2 separate regions of the Homo sapiens genome follow, and region 1 is linked to region 2. Evidence: chromatin contacts called from ENCODE Hi-C or POLR2A ChIA-PET data. All regions are on one chromosome and are shown on one strand. Each heading gives the region's core, a stretch centred on a gene start or an enhancer-like site at or near the end of the contact. The rest is flanking DNA. Distances are from core to core; before and after follow the strand shown.

What was found. Hi-C counts contacts between places; a loop is a spot of excess contacts on that map. ChIA-PET counts read pairs that join two places held with the same protein, here RNA polymerase II (POLR2A). Pooled maps may share reads with other maps.
Region 1: a map with no recorded cell type shows a loop between it and region 2 (10-fold over the local background). The contact joins two enhancer-like sites. A Hi-C loop is called at or near these places in 1 of 37 single-sample maps with no recorded cell type and 2 of 50 pooled maps. POLR2A ChIA-PET finds 5 or more read pairs at or near these places in 1 of 52 experiments (activated naive CD4-positive, alpha-beta T cell).

Annotation. Positions count from the first base shown.
Region 1 is chr19:34,348,949-34,354,174 of GRCh38, forward strand. It overlaps GARRE1 (granule associated Rac and RHOG effector 1), which reads left to right. Exons shown (of 14, transcript NM_014686.5): 12 at 68-205; 13 at 2,566-2,644; 14 at 3,699-5,226. The coding sequence ends at 4,007. Among named protein-coding and RNA genes, the nearest start is that of GPI, 14 kb to the right of the region's middle. Within about 2 kb of position 2,408, at least 4 of the 41 ENCODE cell types and tissues checked have a DNase peak (open chromatin) inside an H3K27ac peak, as active enhancers do.
Region 2 is chr19:33,818,585-33,823,914 of GRCh38, forward strand. No RefSeq gene overlaps it. Among named protein-coding and RNA genes, the nearest start is that of KCTD15, 24 kb to the left of the region's middle. RefSeq lists enhancers at 1,672-1,871, 1,750-2,744. Within about 2 kb of position 1,732, at least 30 of the 41 ENCODE cell types and tissues checked have a DNase peak (open chromatin) inside an H3K27ac peak, as active enhancers do.

The DNA.
Region 1 (5,226 bases), core at 1,158-3,657, 530 kb after region 2:
TCAGGGTGGGGTGGCGGGTGGTGGGGCTGCAGGAGGCCCTGGCCCAGCTTCTCTCTCTGGCTTTCAGGGATGGCCTGCACGGTGGCTGGTCGGGTGCTCAGGGAGACTCTGCCAGCTCGAGTGATGAGACATCCTCAGCCAACGGGGACAGCTTGTTCTCCATGTTTTCAGGGCCTGACCTCGTTGCTGCTGTCAAGCAGAGAAGGTATGAAGGGATTTCTAAACCAAGGTGGGGAGAGAAGGGCATGTGAATGCAACCCATGGCTCACTCCCTGGGAAAGCCAGGAGCCCAGTCACCTCCAGTCTCCCTGTGTGAGAGGAGGGGCTCTTCCAGCAATGCCTGGCTGAAGCCTCTGAAGAGCACCTGCAGGAGGCGGTTTCCACAAGGAAGAGCCGGCCTCATCTTGTGCAGATCAATTTGGGAGACGGGGTGGCCGGTGCTGGTCTGTGCCTTGCAGGAGGCACCCATTTCTGTGGGAAGAGCAGGCCTTTGGTTGCGAGTTCTAATCTGGACTCACCAACAGGCTCTGCAACCCTAGACAAGGGGCTGGCCCTCAATTACCCTCCATCTCTTTATTAAAGATGGATAAAATGACCTCTGAATGGCGTTTCAAAGTTGGGAAAAGTAGTAATTAGCTTTCAAAAGTAGTCACAAAAATTAAAATGGGCTCTGAACTGAGAGGAGAGCTTGGTTAGAAATAAGTAGAGAAACTGCTGTGGATATGAGAAAGCAAGGTCAGGGTGGCAGACTAAGGACCATGGGCAGGAGTAGAGGGCACGCAGGGCTCCCAGGCACTCGAAGCCATGCTGTAGAGCAGAGTGGGAGGCCGGGTTACTTGGTCCCTGCTGGACAGGCCAGGCTCTGTCAGATAGGCAGTGGGGAGCGGGTAGGTGAAGACAGAATGGTACTTGCACAGAATAGTAGTGGGGTGGGGGGTGGCATTGACCAATCACGAGCACACATTCAGATGCTTTCTGTCCACACTTGTAGTCCCAGCTACTCGGGAGGCTGAGGTGGGAGGATCACTTGAGCCTGGGAAGTTGAGGCTACAGTGAGCTGTGTTTGTGCCACTGCACTCTAGCCTGGGCAACAGAGTTAGACCCTGTCTCAAAAATCAAACAAAAAATCATGTCAGGTTAGGCTAGGTGCTCTGAAGGAAAATAAAGCAGGGTATGAGGGTAGTAAATGCAGAGAACAGGTGGATGTTCTATTTCCAGCACTTAGTCAATGAGGCTTCTGATGAGCAGAGAGCTGAACAAAGTGCGGCAGCAACTGGTGGGGAATCGGCAGTGGGGTGTGGGTGAGGTAGGAAGAGTCAAGGATGACACGCAAGTTTTCTGCCTGAGTTTCTGTGAAGGGCGCCATGAACTGAGGTGCTAAGCCTGCAGGAGGAGCAAGTTTGAACCGGGGGTGGAGTTTGAGACTTTTCTTTCAGACATATGACTGATTCGACTTCTAAGAAGTCACATCTGGCACCATCTCTGCAGAGACTGTTGTCTGCATGCAGGAGTGCTGGCTCTGATCTGGCCACATCCTGCCTTTTTCATTCAACCTTGTAACAGACTTTCATGTGATTAGTAAAACGAATGGGCTTTAAGTCACATATCCTTAGTGCTTGGAAACAGTATCTCTCTCTTTTTTTGTTTTTTTGAGACGGAGTCTCGCTCTGTTGCCCAGGCTGGAGTGCAGTGGCGCGGTCTTAGCTCACTGCAAGCTCCGCCTTCCGGGTTCACGCCATTCTCCTGCCTCAGCCTCCCAAGTAGCTGGGACTACAGGCGCCCACCACCATGCCCGGCTAATTTTTTGTATTTTTAGTAGAGACAGGGTTTCACCATGTTAGCCAGGATGGTCTTGATCTCCTGACCTCGTGATCCACCTACCTCGGCCTCCCAAAGTGTTGGGATTAAAGGCGTGAGCCACCGCACCCGGCCGGAAACAGTATCTCTTAAATAAATTAACAAAAAGCCGGCCGGACTCGGTGGCTCACACCTGCAATCCCAGTACTTTGGGAGGCTTAGGCGGGCAGATCACCTGAGGTCAGGAGTTCGAGATCAGCCTGGCCAACATGGTGAAACCCCATCTCTACTAAAAATACAAAAATTAGCTGGGCATGGTGGCACGCACCTGTAATCCCAGCTACTCGGGACGCTGAGGCACAAGAATTGCTTGAACCTGGGATGCAGAGTTTGCAATGAGCTGAGATCATGCCACTGCACTCCAGCCTGGGAAACAGTGAGACTCAGTCTCAAAAAAAAAAAAAAAAATAAAATAATAATAATAATAATAATAAAGCCAAAGAAGGTGGACTCAGCAGCTGAGTAAACCAGTGCCTGTCTTTGCCTGCCACCTCCACCCCCAGCTCCTCCACCTGCACTGGCAGTGCAGGAGCGCCGTCATTCACTGCTGGCTCCCCTTAGCCGCCTTTATGCCATTGACCCAGGCAGGCCTCCTCCCCTCCTAGAACCAGGGCCTGGAGATGCTGGAGCCTAGCACTAGTGTGTACCCTACAGGTGGGCTGGGCAGGAAGCCAAGCAATCACTGCCCTGAGCTCTTGGTTCTTGCAGGAAACACAGCAGTGGAGAGCAAGACACCAGCACGCTGCCCTCACCACCTCTCCTCACCACGGTGGAGGATGTGAACCAGGTATTCAGGCAGGCTCTGTGGGCACAGACTTGGGCTAGCTTCCACAGCTGCAGTTTTCAGAGGGCCTCAAAGTAATGAGGGATCTTCTTTGTGGTGATTAATTTTGTGTAAATGATTAGCCACCTCAGCTGACTCAGAGCCACAGGAAGCTCTACGGCTGTGCTGTCCAGTGTGATAGCCATTCACCACATGTGGCTATGTAAATTTAAATACAAATAAAAATTCAGGCCGGGTGTGGTGGCTGATGCCTGTAATCCCAGTGCTTTGGGAGGCCAAGGCAGAAGGATGGCTTGAGGCCAGGAGTTCTTGACCAGCCCAGGTAATATAGACACTGTCTCTGCAAAAAAATTAAAAGATCAGCTAGGCATGGTGGCACATGCCTGTAGTCCTAGCTGCCCAGGAGGCTGAGGCAGGAGGATGGCTTGAACCCAGGAATTTGAGATTACAGTAAGCTATGATTGCACCATTGCACTCCAGCCTGGGTGACAGAGCGAGACTGCCTCTAAAATACTTTTTAAAAACAATCAGCCGGGCGCAGTGGCGACGCCTGTAATCCCAGCACTTTGGGAGGCCAAGGCGGGTGGATCACGAACGAGGTCAGGAGATCGAGACTATCCTGGCTAACACGGTGAAATCCCATCTCTACTAAAAATACAAAAATTAGCCAGGCATGGTGGCATGCGCTTGTAATCCGAGCTACTCAGAAGGCTGAGACAGGAGAATCGCTTGAACCCCGGAGGCAGAGGTTGCAGTGAGCCGAGATCGTACCACTGCACTCCAGCCTGGGCGAGAGACAGACTGCATCTCAAAAAAAAAAAAAAAAAGTTCCTTTCCTCAGTTTGCACTAGTCACATGTGGCGAGTGGCTACCATACTAGACCGTATAGGCACAGAACATGGCTATCATTGCAAGAAGTTCTGTTGGACAGGGGTGTGGGAGTGAGTGGGGCTCTCACCCGGCTTCCTAGGAGGGAATAAGGGCCAGGCATCTGGGGAGGTGGGAAATGATGATACATTGCCCGAAATGCCACTAAGAACTCTCTTTTGTTTCTCAGGATAACAAAACCAAAACGTGGCCACCCAAAGCACCCTGGCAGCACCCTTCCCCGCTTCCCAGCACGCTGCCCAGCCCCAGCGCACCACTCTATGCAGTCACCAGCCCTGGCAGCCAGTGGAACGACACCATGCAGATGCTGCAGTCCCCAGTGTGGGCCGCAACCAACGACTGCAGTGCCGCTGCCTTCTCCTATGTGCAGACCCCACCCCAGCCCCCACCCCCACCAGCACACAAGGCAGCACCCAAGGGCTTCAAGGCCTTCCCTGGGAAGGGTGAGCGCAGGCCAGCCTATCTGCCCCAGTACTGACCCCAGGCCAGCCAGCCTGCCTGCCTGCCTGCCTGCCCGCCCAGAGCTGTGGGGATGAGTGTCCCCACCCCAGGGCCACTTAGCTGACACCAGCCCCTCAGAGGACCAGTGCGCCCCATCCCAGGGAGGGTTCCTTGGGGACAAGGGTGGTTGGCAGCTCCAAGCCTTTAAACCTGGCTTCTGAAACGATGGCATCAGAGCCCTGGAGAGCCAGCTGGAGACACAGGCGTCTGGCCTTCAGGGGCTTGCTAGGGAACCTGCATGCCTAGTAAGCGCCACAGGTGACTCTGATGCAGGCGCCACAGCCACACTTGAAGAAACACAGCTCTTGGGTTTTTAGTCCTGCTGTGTGTTGGGAAGACATCAGGCCTGAAAGCTGAGGGCATAACTGACCATTTTTTGGAAACCCTCTCCTCCCTCCTCCACACCTTGAGTGATGACCACACCAATCACTGTATTTTATAGCTTTTTTTTTCATGTAGGTTTTTAGTTAAAACATCTCCTGCCTAAAATGCATTGAATATTTTAAGATAACAGATATACTGGCTGGAGGTTTGTTTAACACTATCTATATTTAAGCTTATACAAAATGGGCAAAATATAGAATATTTGTGATTGGAAGCAGTCACCTGGGGTTTCTGGGGGTGGACAGTTCCTCGCCACCCAGCAGCACCCTGGGACTGCGGCCTTTCCCAGCTTTATTGAAGCAGAATGGTGGAACTTGTGCCGGAGGTACACTGCTGAAGGTGCGTGGCGGTGGACCAGCCAGCTGCTGTCCATGTGCAGAGCAAGGCTGCACCTGCTGCCCTTCGATCCTTCCACACATGGCCAGGACACTGCCACAATCCTCGGGGTGTGGTCAAGGGGCACTCAGAGACACCTGCACTAGAAATTGCATTGACATTGTGAGCTGGCTCAGAAGACAAACCAATTAAGATGTAGATAGAAATTAATTTAAGGTCTTTTCTTAAAAAAAAAATCCACCTCATTTTCAGTTAACATGTGCCATTAAATAGATAACATCCTGTGGATTTAGGGATATTTTCCAGCCAGAATGGATCCAGAAGAATTGAATGGTGCTTAAATTGAGAAATAATAATAAATATATCTATATAGAATAGACATATCCCACTGTATATTAATTGAGGTTACAGAAAGTTCTTTATATAAAACTTATTTAAATTTTTCATATTTCATCTTTGAAAAAGTCTGAGAAAAA
Region 2 (5,330 bases), core at 482-2,981:
CAGAGCCCTGCCAGGCCCATGGTGACCTCTGCAGACCTAGGAACTGCAGGCAGAGTTGGGGGCTCGTTCCTGGGGAGGGGCCCACCCCTGAGGTTGTGCATCCAGGAGGGGCCCACCCCTGAGGTTGTGCATCCAGGCATGACTGACTGTTGGTAGCTGTTTACCCTCAGGGAAAGAGAACTTTCTGTGTTTTTATCTCCACCCCCAGTGGAAGGATATGTTGAGTAGAGTTTTTGCTTTTTGAGGAAAAGTCATGATTTGGAAAGGGGCGCTGATGTATCTGTTGAGGCTTTGGATGTTGATTTTTAAAGGGTCCCTGCTTCCCTGCAAAGATCCTTATCTTCACAACCACCCAAGAGCACCACTTATTGGTGGCCAGCATATGCCAAGCACTGCAGGTGCTTGGGAGGGCAAGATAGCTCATGAGGCTTGGAGCAGACATTTGTTTATGCACAGGAATTGTTCACTTTTTTTCTTCTCCTTTTTTTTTTTTTTTGTGAGACAGGGTCTCACTCCGTTGCCCAGGCTGGAGTGCAGTGGTGCAGTCTTGGCTTACTGCAACCTCTGCCTCCTGGGTTCAAGCGATTCTTGTGCCTCAGTCTCCCGAGTAGCTGGGATTACAGGTGTGCACCACCACGCCCAGCTAATTACTGTATTTTTAGTAGAGGCGGGGTTTTGCTTTGTTGGCCAGGCTGGTCTTGAACTCCTGGCCTCAAGTGATCCTCCCACCTTGGCCTCCCAAAATGCTGGGATTACAGGTGTGAGCCATTGCGCCCAGCCAGGAATTGTTTACTTTCAATTGTGTACTTGAAGCTCTGTAAATTTAACAGGAAGAGAGACCACATTGCAGTTTTCCACTTCGTCATGACACTGAACATGGATTACCCCAAATGCATTGATTTGCATGTAGAGAGAACCACCTCTCAGGCCTCAAGACTAGCGTCTCCATAGCAAAGGAAGCTTCTGTGAAATTCTAATGAGAGACCCAGAGAAAGAGGCAGGCACACTCCCGGGGACACACAAAGGAGAGGGGTTAGGGGTCAGCTGCATTTGGGGTTTTGTCTTTATTTCCATTACACAGAACAGCCAGTCCCGACAGCGCCCAGGCCCCACAGGACAATGCTGTTCCTGGACCCGGAGCCATGGCCGTGGAATAAGAGCTAGGTCTTCAGGGCCTCCTCCTAGGATCCTTCTTAACACAGAAATCACAAACCAGGCCAAAGTCTTAAAAAGCAGAGCCTGGGAGGGGCAGGGACGCCCAAGCCACGCTGGGGCCCGGGAGGCCTCCCGTCCTGCCCGCGGGAGAACCCAGGCCGCGCATCCCTGGCTGGACGGCGTCACCAGCCGTAGCTGGGCCAGGCCTGCTGCTCAAAGCCCGTGTCTAGGATGTCACCAGAGCTCCCTTTTCTGTGTCCTGGACCCGGTTCAGGGCCCCCGAGGAAGCTGCGGTTTGGGGCGAGCCGATTGCACCAGCAGGGCCGGGCTGCTGCTCCCGGGGCTGACGCGGGCCACGCCCTCCTGGACGCGGACACACCCCCATTTCCCCGGGCCCACAGAGCCACGCCTGGCCCTGCAGCCAAACAGCGGGAAGGCAGATTGGTACGAGTAGGTACAAGGCCCTGGAATTCTCGCCCGGTTGCCACACACTGCACGGAGCATAATTGGGGGAGGTTGTGCAACTGCCCGGGAAGCCGGGGCTCGCAACGAGGGCTCTCTCCAAGTCCCCATCACAGGCCTCCGGGGAGCCTCGGGACAGAGCCTGACGCCACCTTCGGGTGACATCGATGGCCTCGCTCTGGCAGAGGAGTAGTGTGGCTCTGCCGAGAACTGGGGAGCCCGGGTCCCCGCAGGGCCAAGGGGAGGGAGGGCTGGCGGAAGGGGCCGCGCCCACAGCCCCAGGTGGCAGCAGCGGCGGTGGCGGTCCCGACTGGCAGAGCCTAACGAGAACAGGGCCTATCCCCAGGGGCCCCGGGCTGGACGCAGACCAGATCTCGCGGGGGTGGGCTGGGAGGCGCCCGCCAGAGGCCGGAGGCTGACAGTGCCTTTCCTATCCTATGGGTCTATTGTGGGCCCGCGGAGCCCCCATGGGTGGGTCCATCCCCGGGCCCAGTGAGTCACTTCCCCAGGCCCCGGAGGCCTTCGTGGAAGGTGCCTCCCTTTCCGGCAAAGCATCCTTTGTTCTCCTGCTGGCTTTGCTTCCCAATCCTCTCTGAGTTGCAACCTTGAGGGTTTTAGGGGCACCAAGCTCCCAGGAGCACAGAGGTGGGCTTGGGTGCCACCTGGAGAGCGGGCTGCAGAAGGCTGCAGCTGCTTTTTTGCTTCCTCAGTTCCCTGCCCTCTCAAGGCCCAGGCTCTCCCACCTCCCCAGACGTCTGGGGAAACCCACACTGCCCTGCATAGGTTGTGGTGTGCAGCCTCCGGACTGCAGATCCTGAACGCGCATCAGGAGGGAGGGAGGGAGGTTTCGATGCTCTCGCCCTGGCCAGCACCGCTCTGAGTTGCTGAACTGGCCTCAAGGCTTCTCTTGCATCAGGGAGAGGCTTCCGGCACCACCACTGGCACTCCTCCTTCTCCCTCCCTTTAGCCTCCCCCAGTTCCCATGCCCAGGTGGAGGAACCCGTGTAGAAGCCCAGCCCAGGGAGGGAATTCATCAAAGCACCTTCCCACACAGCCTCTAGTTTGCCTCCTCTCCACTCCCACCTTCCAGCCCCAGCCTGGCTAGCCACGTGGGGGGCTCCTGTGCCAAGGAGTGCCCAGCTGCCGGGTGAGTGAGCAGCCCTGCACAGAAGGCAGCTGACTACCATACACACTACATGTGTGGAGAGCACCAGCCTTGCAGCCTGGCGAGGCTCTTGCTTTGAAGAAATAGAAGACTAATTATTTTATTTATTTATTTATTTATTTATTTATTTATTTATTTATTTATTTTTGAGATGGAGTCTTGCTCTGCCACCCAGGCTGGAGTGCATTGGTGTGATCTTGGCTCACTGCAACCTCCACCTCCCAGGTTCAAGTGATTCTCCTGCCTCAGCCTCCCGAGTAGCTGGGATTACAGGCGCCCACAACCACGCCTAGTTAATTTTTGTGTTTTTAGTATATGTGCTGCTGAAGTGAGCATGAATTTTTGTGTTTTTAGTACAGATGGGGTTTCACCATGTTGGACAGGCTGGTCTTGAACTCCTGACCTCAAGTGATCTACCCTCCTTGGCTTCCCAAAGTGCTGAGATTACAGGTGTGAACCACGGCACCCAGCCAGAAAACTAATTTCAAAACAAAAACAAAAGCACCCCTGTATGCACAGATTCTCAAATTGTATTTACTATTGGCAAAGAAAGGAAGGGGGCCCCTTAGTGTCCTAAAACCAGGAGAGATGAAATCGATTATGGAACATCAGTTGATGAAATACATTTATCCTTCCACAAATATCTACTGAGTGTCTACAATCAGCCTGGTTACTGGAGGCCAGGCTCTGAGTCGTGAGTGTCCCATGAATCACCAGCTCTCCAAACCCTGACATCTAACACCACCCACTTCCCACCCTCCCCAGGAAGAAACAATATTTAATAGTTTCATTTACACAGAAAAAGAAGGTGCAAGCTCTCTCCCTAAGGAAGAGCCAAAAAGCAGCCTCAACTGGCTCCAGAGCCTGTGCTCCTGGATTAAGAACAGAGATCAGTGTATTGGTTTCCTCTTGTGGCTATGACAAGTTACCACTAATGTGGCTTAGAAAAATACTATTTTTTTTTCTTTTTCTTTTTGTAGAGACAGGTCTCCCTATGATGCCCAGGCTGGTCTTGAACTCCTGGACTCAAGCGATCCTCCCACCTTGGCCTCTCAAAGTGCTGGGATAACAGGTGTGAGCCACCATGCCTAGCCCAACACTGATTTTAAGATGATATATTTTCATCTTACAGTTCCAGATGTCAGAAGTCTGACATGGGTCACACTGGGCTAAAATCAAGGTGTCAACAGAGCTGCTCTCCTTTCTGGAGCTCTAGGGGAGAATCTTTCCTTGTCCTTTCCAGCTTCTAGAGGCTGCCTTCATTCTGTAGCTTGTGGTCCCTTCCTTCATCCCCAAAACCAGAAGTGTAGCATCTTTAGATCCCCTCACCCTTGTTTTTCTGGACTCTAGTGATTCCATTGCCCACCCTCCACCCTGCAGATAATCTCCCTATTTTAAGGTCTACTAATTCACCTTAATTCCATTGGCAATCTTAAACCCCTTTGCCACATAACCTAAGATACTCACAGATCCCAGGTTTAGGATGTGGACATATTTGGTGGCATTATTCTGCCTGCCACATCTAGGTAGCAACTTTATCTACTCAAACAATTGTTATTGAACACATGCCCTCTTTCAGGCACTAGGATATAGTAGTGAATGAATACAGAAAAGCCCCAATCTTGTGGAGCTTACACTCCAGTGAAGAGAGATGGACAAGAAACAAAAGTAAGGCTGGGTGCGGTGGGTCACACCTATAATCCCAGCACTTTGAGAGGCCCAGGTGGGAGGATCGCTTGAGCCCAGGAGTTTGAGACCAGCCTGGGCAACATAGGGAAACCTCATCTCTCCAAAAAAAAAAAAAAAAAAAAAAAAATTTGCCAGGTGTGGTGGCATGCACCTGTGGTCTCAGCTAATCCAGAGGCTGAAGTGAGAGGATTGCTTGAGGCTGTTGAAGCTGCAGTGAGCTATGATCACGCCACTGAACTCCAGCCTGGGTGACAGAGCAAGACCCTGTCTCAAAAAAGAAAAACAAAAAATAAACAACAAAAACCCAATAACAAAAATAAGTAAAATGTGTCATAGGTTAAATAGTGCTAAAAATAAAGCAAGGAAGGGGAATAGGAGTGTGTGTGTTGCTATTTTGGACAGTATGCTGGACATCTCCCATTTACCCTGCCCCCTGCCCTGGGCCTGGAAGCTGACATTGTGAACAGTGTGAAGGGGCTCCCTTACCCTCTGGCTTCCTGTTGGGCATGGCTGATGGGAAGCATCTTCAGGAGACTGGAGGGCAGAAGGCAAGTCAGCCTCTCTCATCACTCATCTAAAGACCTCAGCCCTGGGCCAGGCCCAGTGGCTTATTGCCTGTAATCCCAGCACTTTGGGAGGCCAAGGTGGAAGGATTGCTTGAGTCCAGAAGTTGGAGACCATCATGGGCAATATAGCAAGAACCTGTCTCTATTTAAAAAAAAATAAAGAAATATTTCTTAACGGGTATGGTGACATATACCTGTAGTCCCAGCTACTTGGGAGGCTGAGGCAGGAGGATCCCTTGAGCCCAGGAGTTTGATGCTGCAGTGAGCTATGATCATGCCACTGCATGCCCACT